Linked DNA regions of Homo sapiens: region 1 is linked to region 2. A link is an interaction called in ENCODE POLR2A ChIA-PET data of the cell type or tissue named here. Cell type or tissue: OCI-LY7. All regions are shown on one strand.

What was found. Peaks named below come from ENCODE experiments on the same cell type or tissue, not always from the same donor. Only the 100,000 strongest peaks of a DNase experiment are listed, where the experiment ranks them.
Region 1: POLR2A ChIA-PET joins it to region 2 with 19 read pairs; 3 of 35 experiments call an interaction of 5 or more read pairs at or near these places.

The regions. Positions count from the first base shown.
Region 1 is chr6:125,330,610-125,338,609 of GRCh38, reverse strand. No RefSeq gene overlaps it. Among named protein-coding and RNA genes, the nearest start is that of HDDC2, 33 kb to the right of the region's middle. In OCI-LY7, no CTCF peak of the experiment used is centred here; no DNase peak of the experiment used is centred here.
Region 2 is chr6:125,810,197-125,818,196 of GRCh38, reverse strand. NCOA7 (nuclear receptor coactivator 7) reads right to left here. Exons shown (of 16, transcript NM_181782.5): 2 at 2,793-2,906. The coding sequence starts at 2,842. The region is part of intron 1 of NCOA7-AS1 (NCOA7 antisense RNA 1); the gene reads left to right. Among named protein-coding and RNA genes, the nearest start is that of NCOA7-AS1, 4.7 kb to the left of the region's middle. RefSeq lists an enhancer at 1-114. In OCI-LY7, no CTCF peak of the experiment used is centred here; DNase peaks (open chromatin) are centred at 3,466 and 7,506; H3K4me3 peaks cover 2,805 bases; H3K27ac peaks cover 2,658 bases.

The DNA of each region.
Region 1 (8,000 bases), 480 kb after region 2:
GACAGACCAGGAATCACATTTACAGTACACTGTGAGAAGAGTGATGACAGAGACATGTACAGGTTGCACTGGAAACCCAGACATGGGTCACCCACAGTTCTTAAGATTGTCTAAAATACATGCAGAGTCATCACACATAGCCAAGAAAGCACATACAGCTGAATGTACAATTTGCTAAAAAGCTCAGTGATTAAGTACTAAAAGCTCAATGATTAAGTCAAGTGGCAAGACACGGGCCAATAAATGATCTAATAACAAGTTAAACTTTACAAGGTTATATTTAAGTTCTTTATTTTGAGAGGCCTAAAGACAGACTTACATATATTTATAGTGTAACTTTATAATGCTCATATTGGGGATAGGAACAAACACAACTTTCCAACTTGTAAAATCAATTTATTAAATGAAATTTTTTTTGACCCCCAGTATATCCACATCCATATAATAATAAGACATTGTATAATGGGTTTTGACCATATTTCTACAATCTTAATAAGCAAAAGTCATTGAAAACACAACTCTTACTTTATGATTTGGTTTTTGTTGACAGGAGTGGATTTCCACATGACACAACAATTACTGTTTAATTTAGCTTTAAAGATGAGCTATAAAATAAAAGAATCCAGGGAATATATTTTTAAACTGATGATGTGTTGGCTTCAAGAACATCTGCATAATCCACTTAGAAGGAAATGGTAAATGATGTGAGTGTAAAGAAGCACTTCATAAAACATTTCCATCAATGCTTTTTTTTTTTGAGACAGAGTCTCGCTCTGTTGCCAGCTGGGGTGCAGTGGCGAAATCTCAGCTCACTGCAACCTCCTCCGCCTCCCGGGTTCAAGCGATTCTCCTGCCTCAACCTCCTGAGTAGCTGGGATTACAGGCACACACCACCACGCCCAGCTAATTTTTGTATTTTTAGTAGAGACGGGGTTTCACCATGTTGGCCAGGCTGGTCTCGATCTCTTGACCTCGTGATCCAACTGCCTTGGCCTCCCAAAGTGCTGAGATTACAGGCGTGAGCCACCGTGCACAGCCCATCAATGCTTATTTTTAATCTAAAAATATATAGTGTATAAAAGCAAAAATTTAACACTTGAGCTTTTCTTTGGAAAACTCTGGTTTTCTCAGTCTCCCTGCCTATGCCCAACAGAGGAGAGAGATTTGCTCGTTTTACATTTGTTTCTATAACATAAAGAATTCTTAAATAGTTTGCTTAAGTGAAATATTGTATACCTACACTGAGCACCTTCTCACAAAGGAATTAAAAATCAGATTTTCCCCCCCAAGGTCATTTTGCAAGGACTACAGTATATCAGTGCATAGCACTTATCTACACACCCTCAGACAATTCCTTCTTCCCTCCATCTCTCCCTTTCTTCCCTCCTTCCTTCCTTGCTTCCTCTTTTTTTTCAACAGTATTAAGCAGTAACAATTGAATGCTTATCATGGTGCTATCTACACAGATTCCAAAAGCAATCTATTCCATTAAAGGGTTTCATAACACAGTGCAGTATTAGATTATAAATATACATAATTACGTTTAGAAGAGTTGAACACTTCTGGTTCAGTGTTGTTTAATAATTATATCAATAGTATGAATGATTAAATAGAAGTCTGGTTTCCTAGGAAGCAAAACTGTTCTTCTGCCCTTGAGGATAAGTTCTGAATCCCAAAAGATCATAGTAAATTGGAAATGTGGTTAGATGAAAATAGATTAAAATCAATGAGAAAAACTGCCTGCTAATTTAGAAGTAGGAAAACTATACTATTCGAATGAAATTATTCAGAATAGCTTTTTATGTGAAACAATGACAGAAAAGTATCACTTGCAGTGAATACAAAATGATTATTATAGTCATGTAGAATAGTCACTAGTCACTTTTTCAGGGTGAGCATAATAGTTTGTAGGAGTCCAGAGGTAGTTCTTGCTTGATATTCACTCACAATATTACCAAAGCACACTAATCAGTTGGGATACACTAATTCAAAGAAACACTGACAAGCTTATAGAAGACTCACAGATATGTCTATATTTGTGATATAAATATTAATTTTTTAATAGAGGCATTAAGTAGCCCCTGAGTATATTCACAGCATGACTCCACAGCGCCATTCTCTATCCCCGTTGAGGATGGACAAGGAGGTAAAGGAAACAGACAAGGAATAAAAGCTGCCTCTGTGGTTTGAGATCAGATCAATTCCTCATCTTTCTGAAATGTTTGCATGGTCCTTCCTAGAAATGGAAAGGAGCAAAAATCAAAACACTGACTTTAAAGCTATTTAATAAGCAAGCAGCTTGTCAGGAACTGTGAAAGCATAGCTATATTTCTTCCAACTTTTGATTAGAGAAATCTGTAGATATGGATTACTTACATATAACAGAGGCTTATAATGTACCCGAGGGAGAGTTTTATGTTTTATTTATTCTTTTGTTTTATAATCTTCCTTCCATCACATTGGGTTTTAAACACTTTTCAAGGATTCTGGGTAGCTGCTAGTGAGAGATGTATGGTTTTTAAATATTCTTGAGTCCTCTCATAAAGCACAGGCAGAGCAAGTATGATAGCAAAACCATAATCCCTTGGGCAATGTGCGCAGCAAACAGGTGACAAGATATCCCCTACAAACCCCTAGATACTGGGAGACGAAGCACCCACAGCTGCAAGACCAATGCAAGGTCATCCTCAATGAAGGAAGAAGTAAGGTCAACTGGGAATCGGCATCCCTGAGAATAAGAGAACCCAATGAACACTCCCTGGAGGCCCCGTGCCAGCTGAGAGAGTGGCTTAGGTTACTTTTGTTCCACCAAAGCTCCCTTCCAGGACAAAATCCCACAATGAGGAGAAATTGCTAGGGGAGAATCCAAATTGGGCAGGATGCGGCAAAAGGAACAGAAGAAAGAGAAGGTTCCGATACGTTCCATGAAAACAACAGAAAAGGGGACATTAGAGGCCTCAAATTAGAAAAGCTACCCTAACTACCATCCCACTGGAAATGATGGAAAGCTCATTTTCCTTAAAAATTAACATCCAAAAAAACATGAGAGTTGAACTTATACAAAGATATTACTTGAGACAGAGAGAGGCAAAACACCTAGGCAAACAATTAAAATGTGTCAAAAGGAATACTTACAAAAGATAAAAAGTGTAATATAATATTTAGCAGCCACTTAGATGAAACACAATAGAAGACAATAAAGAATAACAAATCAGAATTAAGAAAAACTAAAAAATGAGATAACTGAAGAAAATGAAAATTTGAAAAGGCGACAGAATTTATAAAAGATTTTAAAATAAAATAAAAATAATATCATAACGTAAGACTAAACTAGAAGGGATACAAGAACAAGTAAATACAACCAATAATACCTTTATGAATTAGATGACTCCACAAACTAGAAATAGAAGGGAACACCCTCAACCTGATGAAAGGCATTGATGAAGAACTCACAGCTAACCATACTTAATGATGAAAGACTGAAGTTTTTCCCCTAAAATAAGAAATAAGGCAAGGACATCTGCTCTTACCACTTCTATTTAACATTGTGCTGGAGGGTCCAGCCTGGAAATTAGGCAAGTGAGTAGACTAAAAGGTATTCTGATTGGACATGAAAAAATAAAACTATCTCTATTTGAAGATGACATAATCTTGTATACAGAAAATCTTAAGGAATCCATTAAAAAATGATAGAACTAATATATGAGCATAGCAAAGTTGTATGATACAAATAAGTATACAAAAATCAATTATATTTCTATAGAGTTGCAAAAAACAATCTAAAAATGAAATTAACCCAGCAATCTCATTTATAATACCATCAAAAGAATAAAATGCTCCCAATCAAAATCCAAATTACATTTTTTACAGAAATAGAAAAAAAATCCTAAATTTCATATGGAAACAAAAAGACCCTGAATAGCCAACATAATCTTGAAAAAGATGAACAAAGCTGGAGACATCACACTTTCTGATTTCAAAATAGATTGCAAAGCTACAGTAATTAAATCAGTATGGTACTAGTATAAAGACAAACATGTAGATCAATAGAACCAAATAGCCCAGAAAAAAACCATGTATATATAGTCAACTAGCCTTTGACGAAAGTACAAAGAATATATAACAAGGAAAAGATAATCTCTTCAACAAATGGTGCTGGGAAAACTGAATATCCACATGTAAAATAACAAAATTAGGCCGGGCGTGGTGGCTCACGCCTGTAATCCTAGCACTTTGGGAGGCCGAGACGGGCGGATCACGAGGTCAGGAGATCGAGACCATCTTGGCTAACACAGTGAAACCCCGTTTCTACTAAAAACACAAAAAATTAGCTGGGCGTGTTGGCGGGCGCCTGTAGTCCCAGCTACTTGGGAGGCTGAGGCAGGAGAATGGCATGAACCTGGGAGGCGGAGCTTGCAGTGAGCCGAGATCGCGCCACTGCACTCCAACCTGGGAGACACAGCGAGACTCCGTCTCAAAAACAAAAAAACAAAAAAAACAAAAAAACAAAAAAAACAAAATTAGATCCTTATCTTAAACCACACACAAAAATCAACTCAAAATGGATTAAAACTTAAATGTAAGACCAGGAATGATAAAACTACTAGAACAAAACATAGGAAAAGTTTCTTGACATTGGTCTTGGCAATGATTTCTTGGATATGACACCAAAAGGACAGACAGACAACAAAAAGCAAAAATAGATAAGCAGGACTACAGCGAAATCAAAAGCTTTGGCAGAGCAAAGGAAACAATCAACAGAATGAAAAGGCAATCTATAGAATAAAAGAAAATATTTACAAATCATATATCTGATAAGAGGTTAATACCCTAAATATATAAGGTACTACTGCAACTCATTGGTAAAAATAAAAAAAATCAAATAATCCAATTTACAAATGGGCAAAGGACGCTAACAGACATTTTTCCAAAGGCATACAAATGGCCAACATGTATGTGGAAAAATGCTCAATATCACTAATCATCAAGGAAATGCAACCCAAAACCATGATGAGATATCACCTCACACCTGTTAGGATGGCTATTATCCAAAAAACACAAGACAACAGTGTTGGTGAGGATGTGGAGAACTTTGAAACCCTGTACACTATTGGTGGGAATGCAAAATAGCCACCACGGAAAACAGTATGAAGGTTCCTCAATAATTTGAGAATAGAACTACCATATGATCCAGCAATCTCACTTCTGGGTATATATTCAAAAGAAATGAAGTTCGGATCTTAAGGAGATATCTGCACTACCATGTTTACTGCAACACTATTTACAATAGCCAGGATGTAGAAATAACCTAAATGTCCACTGATGGATAAAAGGATAAAGAAAGTGTGGTAGATGCATACAACGGAATATTATTCAGCATTAAAAAAGAAGGAAATGCTGAAATATGTGACAACATGGAAAAACCTGGAAGACACTATGCTAAGTGAAGTAAGTCACAGAAGGACAAATATTGCATGACTTCACTTATATAAGGCATCTAAAATAATCAAACTCACAGACGTAGAGAGTAGAACAGTGGTTGCCAGAGGCCGAGGGGAGGAAGAAATGGGGAGTTGCTAACCAATGGATATAGAGTTTCAGTTATGCAAGATGAACAACTTCTAGAGATCTGCTGTGCAACATAGTGTCTATAGTTAGTAATACTGTATTGTACACTTAGAAATCTATTAAGAGGATAGATCTGGTAAGTGTTCCTACCACAATAAAATGAAACTTTTTAAAGTTGCTATATCAGCAGATATTTTGTACTTGAGAATCTAAGTTGAACTCATTAGACACTACTCTCTGTATTTTGCAAAAATATTAACAAATACATATCTGCAAGAAAAAAATACACTTTTCCTAATTTTGCCCACTTGCAAATTCAAAAAAAAAAAAAAAAAGGTTAAACCAGTGTCAATAAGCTTTCTCAGAGCTTTAACTGAGATCTCTAAATACCGTGCCCCACTGAAAATAACCTGTTCTCCCTGGAGAAATGGCCAATTCCAAATCTGTAACAAAAAAGTATGACAAGCCTGGAACACCTTGTCATACCAGAATCAAAGTCATGTCAAAAGATACCAAAATACATCTTAAATAAGCTCCTGCTGACCAAAGATGGGACATTCTAAACATTACTAAAAATAATATCTGTAATACATCAAATATATGTATATTCGTAAGTATATGAGGTATAAAAAAACACTGATGGATAACTTCAGAGCATGTTCAGTAATCAGTTATTATTTTGAAAACTGATGAATAAACAGAAAGAGTCAAGCATTTAAAAGTCAAGCTCTTCCTATATGAATTATACATTAGTTAACCAAATAAGGGGATGTTTTCCTTTACAGAACTATTCCAGCTAAGAAATGATAAAGGAATTCTAGAGTCAGATGAAAATTATGCCAACATTAATAAAGTAATGGATCTAGGAAATAATTATTAATGGTGGCTAGCATAGTGGGAGGGTGGGGTGGATAGAAAGAGAGATTAAGACAGAAAGAGAGAGAGAGAGGGAGAACTGAAATTAAATAACATGGACATACCTATGAAGTAATCTTGCTTAAAAAATAAAACAAATCTGAATAAGCTCTAGATTTAACTATCAATCTATGAAAAATATAAGAAACATAGAAACACACACTAAACAACATTTCATGGATGAAATCAACAAAATCAAGACTGCAGGACACTCTACAGTACAAATGGCCCAATTTGTCAACAGAAAATTGCAAGGAAAAAAAAAGAAGAAAGAAAAGGAGGAGGGGGAACCAAGAAGTCAAAGGAGACTTGAGAGACCTATTAAGCAATCTCTATGTATAGACTGTATTTGGACCTTGAATCAAACAAATTGTTAAATACACACACACACACACACACACACACACACACACACACGGCAATTTGCAAAATGTGAACATTGAATATTTGATAAGAAATTTCTTATTTTTAGGCATGAGAATAATATTGTCATTATATAGTTTTGAGTCCCTATCTTTAGAGAAACATTCTAAAATATTTATAATTTATATAATGTCTAGATTTTGTTTCAAAATAATCAGCATGAGAGTGGAAATGGGGAGATGGCTGAAACATGATTAGCCATGTGTTGATCATTGTTAACACTGGGTGGCCAGCACATGGGCATTTCTCATACTATTGTCTCCACACTCAGATGTGTTTTAATTTTTGTATAATAAAAAAGCTCCCAAAAAATAAAATTACTAGAAAATAAAAAATACATTAAATGCGCAAAAAATTGCTTACAAGGATATACAAATGATGAGAAAGCATATAATAAAGTTAGACAAACAAATGAGGAAAAACAAGAATGACACAGAAAACAAGCAGGAACAAAGCTTAAAATGTATATCATAAGGACCTCCACATAGGCTACTGGTGGGTCACGTATTTGCCCAAAAGTTTTTAGTAGTTAATGTAAAAAGTGAAACTTTTGGCCAGGCATGGTCAGACATGTGCCTGTAATCCCAGCTACTTGGGAGGCTAAAGCGAGAGGATCTCTTGAGACCAGGAGGTCAACGCTGCAGTGAACTATGATTGTGCCACTGCACTCCAGCCTGGGCAACACAGTGAGACACTGTCTCCAGAAAAAAAAAAAAGTGAAATATTTGAGTTACAAAGTTTTTAATGTCAGATAAATATTAATCGCTCCGGAAAAGCTGCTTGCTCAGTAGTTTAAGCATGCTTAAAGTTAAGATTTTACCAGAATTTCTCTGGAAGAAGTCTCTTGAAGGGGACATAGTGTGCTTATTCATTCATACATTCATTCATTTATTCACTCGTTTTTTCAGCAAACATTTTTTGAGCACCTAGCACATACCAAGCTCTGTGTTAGAAGCTGGAGTCATGATGATGAACATGAAGACAAAAGGGACTCCTGCCTTCACAGTGCTCACAGTTCAGTGAAGAAAATGACAAAACAAGGAATTAAGATGAAGCTGTGATGGGCAGAACTCAGCAAGGAGACCTAATCCCAA
Region 2 (8,000 bases):
TGGATTCAGGCTGAGAAGGCACTATAGCTCTTAAAATCACTATGTAGGGCAAGTGAAGAAGAAAGAAAAGAAAGAAGAAGAAAGTAAGGAGGAGGAGGAAGGAGGAGGTGGGAGAAAGAAGGAAGGGGGAGAAGCGGGAAGGGGGAGGAGGAAGAAGAGGAGGAAGAGGAGCAGGAAGAGGAGCAGGAAGAAAGGGAGGAGGTGAGGAAGGGAGACGGGGAGGAAGGGGAGGAGAAGCATGACCACCATTTTGACCTAAACTCATATCTTATCCACAAATAAATTCAAAATGGATCACAGACTTAAATATAAAACATAATGCTATAAAATTTTCAGAAAAGAAAAACAGGAGAGAATCTTCAGAACATACAGCTAGGCAAAGAGATCTTAGAATTCAGACCAAAAGCACAATTCATAAAAGGAGAAACTGATAAATTGAACCACATCAAAATTAAAACCTTTTGCTCTGCAACTCTGTTAACTGGATGAAAAGACAAACTACAGTCCGGGAGAAAATATTTGCAAATCACATATCCAACAAAAGACTAGAATGTGTACAATTCAACAGTAAAAACCTAAACAATTCAATTAGAAAATGGGCAAAAGATAGGAAAGGAGATGCCACTAAAGAAGATACACTATGGCTAATAATAAGCACATGAAAATGTTAAACTTCACTAACCATTAAGGAAATACAAATTAAAACCATAATGAGATATCACTACATACTTATCAGAATAGCTAAGATAAAAATAAAAAATATTGACACCACCAAATGACAATGCAGACAAACTGGATTACTCAGACTTTGCTGATGGGAATGTCAAATGTTACAACCATTCCAGAAAAGAGTATTGCACTTTTTTATAAAACTAAAAATACACTTATCTTTTGACCCAGCAATTGCACTCTCAGACAATTATCTCAGGGAAATGAAAACTCATGCTCATACAAAAACTTGTACATAAATGATTGTAGCATCTAGCATCTTTGTTCATAAATAGCCCAAACTGGAAACAACCTAAATGCCCTTCAATGGGTAAATGACTAAAAAGCTGTGATTCATCCATACTATGGAATGCTACTGTGCAATAAAAAGGAACAAACTATCGATACATGCAACAGCTTTGAGGGATGTCAAGGGAGTAATGCTGAAGGGAAGAAAAAGCTAAATGCCAAAGGTTACATACTATATGATTCCATTCACCTAGTATTCTTGAAATGACAAATTATAGTGGTTGTCAGAGGAGGCAGGCAGATGGAAGGAGTGAGTAGGGATACAAAAAGGTAGCATGTGGGATCCTTTTAATGCAACTGTTCTGTATCTTGACTGATGGTGACCACAGAAATCTACATGTGATATAACTGCATGGAACTAAATACACACAAACACACATACAATGAATGCTCTGAATAAGGCTGGTGGATTGTATCAATATGAATTTCCTAGTTGTGATACTGTACTATGGATAAAGAATACAGGGTATCTATTACTCCTTACAACTAACTACATGTGAATCTAAAATTATCTCAAAATAAAAACTTTGGAGATCTTATTTATTCTAAATATCCTATCTTTCTGGTGCCTCATCCATTAGATGCCTGATGTCTTCCTTCCCTAATCTGGTTACTCTCTGTAGTCATAATAGCAGAAAATATTTTACTACAATTGGTAGTTTAACTTGTGCTTCCCCAAAACCTTATTCATGATTTACTATTCCTAACTGGAGCATGCCTTTTGGAGATGGCCTTATGTTTAATACTGACTCTTATGCTGCATGAAATGGACAAAATATTTTCTGAGTCTTAGTTGCATCACTGGTAAAATGGAGATAAATTAACCGATGTCATAGATTTATTTTGAAGGCAATTAAAATAATAAGTAAAACACTCAGTACATAGTAGGTCCTTAAATTGTTTCTGTCCTTTTCCCATTATCAACCTAAAATCTAGCTTAATTACTAGATAAAAACATCAACAACAAACTTTGGTTTTGGCTCCAAGGCTCATGTTTAGAAAATAATAAATGCATCTCTAATGAGCACAGCCTGGGGACTGGGGATGGAATGAGGCTAAATTCAGTTCTTAACATGTATTTCAATTTAGGAGAAACATAATGTTTTTAAGCCTATGTTCTCTGAGTCTGAAAACATTCTGGCTTATCAAAATGTTTTACAAATGTTTAGCATATAATTCATTTTATTATGTTTAGTGAGTGCCACATAGACATTTAAATCTGTAAATGGTAACCAATCATATACTACATTACTTCTATTCAGATATCAACAAATTTATTTATGTTGGACAAGTTCCAGCCTTAAAAATGACTCTGATTCAAAAATATAATTTCACCCATTTCACCTACCTACAAAAATATTTCTTAGTAATAGACTCCCCACAAGGTGATAAGCTTTAAATGTGTCAGAGATTTTCAGTTATAGTCCAACCTATTAAGCTACAGAACAGTAGGAACAAAGCACTTAGGATTTAAAATTCAAGGTAGGTTGCTAAACATGGGATTTGGAGCAATTTGCAGGTCAGAGCATGACAGCTGGATTCGCTGAGCAACACTGGCCTGAGAGAAGTGTCAAAGCTAGAAAGAGAAGAACCAAATGTTACACTCCTCTAATATGAATAAAATGGATGAAGCAAAGTATAGTTTACTTCTCCTGGTTACCTGCTCTATTTATGAACAAGCACAAAACACAAAATGCGAAGTAATACTTGAGGACAAAGTCCCCTCAAATATTTCTTTAAAGTACTGATAACAATTTTGTAAAATGAATGCTTACCGAGCAAAATAACTTTGTTTCCGTTCCTTCTTCTCTTCCTTGGTATCCATAATACACAATCAAAAGTGCAAAGTATTTGAAAAAGTCCCTCTTTTTAATCAGTGAGTCGTAACCCTGTAAGAAAAGATAACAAAGCAACTGTAAACTTAAAAGTTTACACTGGCCAATGTGAAAAATAAAATGGAGTAGAACTACATGGACTAAAACAAATGAAAAATAAACTTTAACCAGGAAACAGTCACATGAGTCAAATATGAAATGCAAATGTCCATGGGAGAAACTACAATCAGAATGGAGATGTTAAACTATAAAGCAAAACCTGATGGAAAACCAAACTGCAGTATTTTCCTCACAACTAACAACTATTTTAAAACATGCCAAAATAAAAACCTTCACTGACTTTGGAAGATTGTAGCCTAACTATGTAGATGCTAATTATTTAAAAAAAAATTGAACTCATAATCACTCTTCCCAAGCAATTAATAAGGCATATGTCTCAGATAATTATGTAAAATGGCTCACTTAGGTGTTTTACAAGAATGTTTTTTTAAAAAAATAAAAATAACTTCAGCACTCTATTTTATTTTCGGAAACATGCCAGCAAGTACATCCCACTTGAGCAAATGTGGAAATGAAAGTACAAAGACACAGGAAGCTGTTCCTCAGCATGGCTTTAAACCCTTGCGTCTCCCTCTTCTCCACCCCTGCGACCCTCACCCACGCTTGCCAGCAGTGGCTTAAGCCTATAATATAAAAAAAGGTTGTCTCCAGATCAAGCTTCCTCAAATACCACTTTTATCATGCCACTCCCCTGCTCAAAAATTTCCAATTGTCTACTTATTCAGTGATTCACCAGTCTAAATTTCTGCAGAGCACTAACATTCCTAAAATTTGTCCTTTCACCCTGAAGCAATAGTTTGTTCACCTATCAAATTTAAATCAAAAAAAGCAGGCTGTGCGGTGGCTCACACCTGTAATCCCAGCACTTTGGGAGGCCGAGGCAGGCAGAACACTTGAGATTGGTAGTTTGAGACCGGCCTGGCCAACAGGGTGAAACCACATCTCTACCAAAAATACCAAAAATTAGACAGGCATGGTGGTGCACGCCTGCAGTCCCAGCTACTCCGGAGGTTGAGGCGCGAGAATCGCTTGAACTCAGGAGGCAGAGGTTGCAGTGAGCCAAGATGGCACCACCGCACTCCAGCCTGGGTAACAAAGGGAGACTCTGTCTCAAAAAAAAATTAGTAAATATAAATAAATAAAGCAAAGTGTATTCACAATCAAAATTATTTACTAATTCATTTCAATTCAATAAACAAATTAATCCACAATACATACTACATGAAAGGGAGTGTGATAAGTCCCAGAGGTCAAAGATAAAGACATGATATTTGCTCTAACAGTATATATTGTCTTTCAGGAGAGACACTTAGGATTTCAAGACAATGTGATATGTACTGCTGAAAAATAGACCTCAGGAATACTTAATTAGCTAAATTTAGCCATTTTCTAATGTATATTTTCAAAATATCATTAAAAAAACATATATATAATTTCTATTTGCCAATTAAAAACAAATAACACTTAACACTATGCAAGGCCCACCCCAGGTATCCTGAGCACACACTAAGGTTGTAGGTTAAGAATGGATTTCCGGCCAGGCGCAGGGGCTCACACCTGTAATCCCAGCACTTTGGGAGGCCGAGGTGGGTGGATCACCTGAGGTCAGGAGTTCGGGACCAGCCTGGCCAACATAGTGAAACCCCATCTCTCTAAAAATACAAAAATTAGCCGGGCGTGGTGGCAGGTGCCTGTAATCCCAGCACTTGGGAGGCTGAGGCAGGAGAATCATTTGAACCTGGGAGGCGGAGGTTGCAGTGAGCCGAGACCACTCCATTGCACTCCAGCCTGGGCAACAAGAGCAAAACTCCGTCTAAAAAAAAAAAAAAAAAAAATTGCATTTCCCAGGTAAAGGGTACGAGCAAGCAGGTTTCAATTGAACAAAAGCAAGAAGACAAAATTGTTCCCTTCTGTTCCAGGGTAAAGTGAGCTGAGGATGAAGACATGGGCAGGATCTGGGTCACGGAAAGCCTTGTATGCTGCTCTAAGGAGCTTGGACTTAATCCTAGCTGGCTATGTGCAGCCCACCCCCTTCACTGCACCTTGTCAGAGGCCATCAATTGCTCATGCTGAACCCAGCGGCAGCATTTGCAGAGCCATTACCAAATCCATCAGAGCTGGTCCATGAGATAAAACTAATTTTCTCATCCCCAAGGTACATGGAAGGGCGCCACCAGAGGGTTCTCCATGAGGGAGTGTAGCATAATCAGACGGCAGAGGTAGAGGATTGACGTGAGAGGATTTAAGGACAGGGTGAAGTAGATTCATTAAAAAGAAATTACAGTCAAACTAATTGAGGGAGGAGCACCCAAAACTAGGCAGCAGTAGTTGACATAGAAAGAGGAGGGATGGACTCAAGAAATACTTAGGAGACTGATGAGTTGACATTTGATGAGTCATGCAGTGTAGATAACAAGGAAAGTAAGGAATGAAGGATGTCCTCCAAGTTTCTGCTTCAGGAACTGCGTGGGTTACGGCACCGAAGATCTAGTACAATATACATGAAAAGGGCAGGCTGCATGTAGGACAGGGGAGCAGAAGGAGGTAAGAAATCGGTTGTGGACATTGTGCCTTTGAGACGGCTATGGGATAGTGGAGTTGGAGACATTCACCAGACGTTTGATTACACTGAAAGCACAGAAGGGCAGTGAAGGCTAGAGGAAAGGAATTAGAAATTATCAGCATATGCTTGTGGTTAGGAAGAAAAGGAGAAAAAACAATATGATGATGAGATCACCTTGGAAGCCTGACAACTATTCATTCAGCCCTGTACAGAAACATGGGAGTACACAGTCTCAGCTCTTACTAGTTTATCTTCACATCCCTGACTTGGGCTTCACCCTCAAAGAGTTTTCCATCCAGTCAGGAAAATATGACTGTGCAGATAACTAAACTGTAGGGTAGTAACTTGGGGCTGTCCAATGAATAATACTAAGTAAGAATCCAAAAGATGTGAAGTTCAATTCTGCTTGAGGTGATAAACCTTTCAGAGTGGTTAGGATTTCAATGGGTAAAGTGGTTAGGATTTCAATTCCAGAAAGTAGGAATGCCAGAGCAAAGGGATAGAAGTGAAAGGGGCTAGGCACACTCAGGCAAGGAAAGCATGGCTACCAGGTACGGAAAGGGAACTAATCTTGATGCCTGCCTACCAACAGCCATTTACTTCAACATATTATCCCTATGTTATCTTTTTATCTTTCAACCACACTATGATTTAGATGTCCTTATTTCCATTAAACTGATGCTGAGAGGTACTAATTAATTTCCTTAATTCAACAGCACTAGCTGTGGTGCGGCAGCAATTTAAATCCAGTCTGGTATACACTCCAGTGTCTTTCAATAACCTTTGGAGCCAGAAAGCATTTGGAGATGAGCTAGAAAAAGTAGTCCGGAGTCAACAACATCCAATGCTGCAGCACAGAATTCGCAAGTTAAGGCACATGTACCTAGCCACTGGGACAGGGAGGTCATTGAGGACCTCCAACGGGACTGCATTAGTGACGTATTGGGAGTGGAAGCCATGCTACCATGAGTTGGGGTAGTTAGTACTCATTCAAGAATTCGAGTGCAAGGAGAAAGAAGAAAAAGGAAAGATGGCGGCTGAGTGTCTAACTCTCATGAGCTCAGTTTCACACTGTGGTTTGAACCCCCTGGGCGTCTCCCCAACTCTGCACCTTTATCCTCACTCTTTCCTCAGGCACGAGGCAACCTTGCTAGGCTCCTCCTTCTGACAAGGCCCAATTCTACTTCAAAGCCTTCCCTGACCACTTGTGTGCGCTCCTCTCCCCTAAAGAGCTTATTTCATATATCACCTATAACTTACTGCAAGGCACTTAATCATATACTGTGTGACAACAGCATTTCAATTAGTCTCCTCGCCCCAACCATAAATTCCTTCAAGTCAAATAACACCAAGTTTCACTTTTACTATACTTCCCTAAATAACTGGCACATAAGTAGGCAGAAAATCCATATAAAAGCTAAGCAAGGAGGTAAATTAATCCAGGACTGGGGATAACGTCAATTATATGGCAGACCAATACAAATCCAAAAATTCCTCCCAAATTAAGAATTACTTAGGGATGGAGGATGGAGTCTCATGCCAGCCTCCCTCAGACTCCAGGAAAGATCAGAATCCTAGGCTCTCTGCCCTGCCCTGGGTCAGGTGGTTTATTTTAAAGTTCATCTCCTACATGTTACAAAAGCAATGATTTCTATTAAATTTCCAGTCATGAATAAAAATTAAGTTACAGCAATCTAATTGGAAAATTTTTATACTGCAAGATGAGCCAGAAACTAATATTTGGTTCAAGTAGAAAAATATTAATGAAAATATGCACAAGAGAAAAAGATTAAATGATCCAATAGTTGACATCTGGTGCTGCTGTGTCTGATTACAACCAGTAAGGCTTTTTTTATTTTTCAATATCCTATTAGGTAAATGAAAAATATGCTAATCTTTGGTTTAAGTTTCTGGAAATTTTTGTATTCCCTAAACATGATAGATGCAGTTCTTACAGGTTTAGACACACCAACAGATTAACCAGAAGGAGCTCAGTAGAGAATGCTATAAAAATGATTTGCACAGAACACCACACTGCAGCCTTCATGCTTCAGTGAAGAACCAGAGCTCCTTAAATCAGTCTCTAATGGGAACTACATTTTCCATTATAAGTGGTCATAATGGGCTTCTTAAAAGCCCTTCATTCATTTAATGTTGACTTTCCTTCATTCAATACACTCTAGACTCATCTAAATGCTGACTTCTAAGAGTCTCCTGCATTTATGGTGTATTGCAGACCAAAAAGAATTTCACGAGAAAGCACAAGATGAATCTTCCATCTAAATATTTTTTTTTGCAATCTTAAATCAGGATAGTCAATTAAACTTAAATCCAGTTCATTATTCAAATAAAAATAGCACATAAAAATCCTTACCTCAAAAGAGCTGTGATGAAGACAAAGTATTTTTTGAATCATCAGAAAAGTGTTCCTTGTTTGTACACATGGCACCATTTAAAAGAACAGAACCAGCAGAGACCCCTTAACTACACCAAACTGACCCACACAGCTGTGGGTCACACAGCTG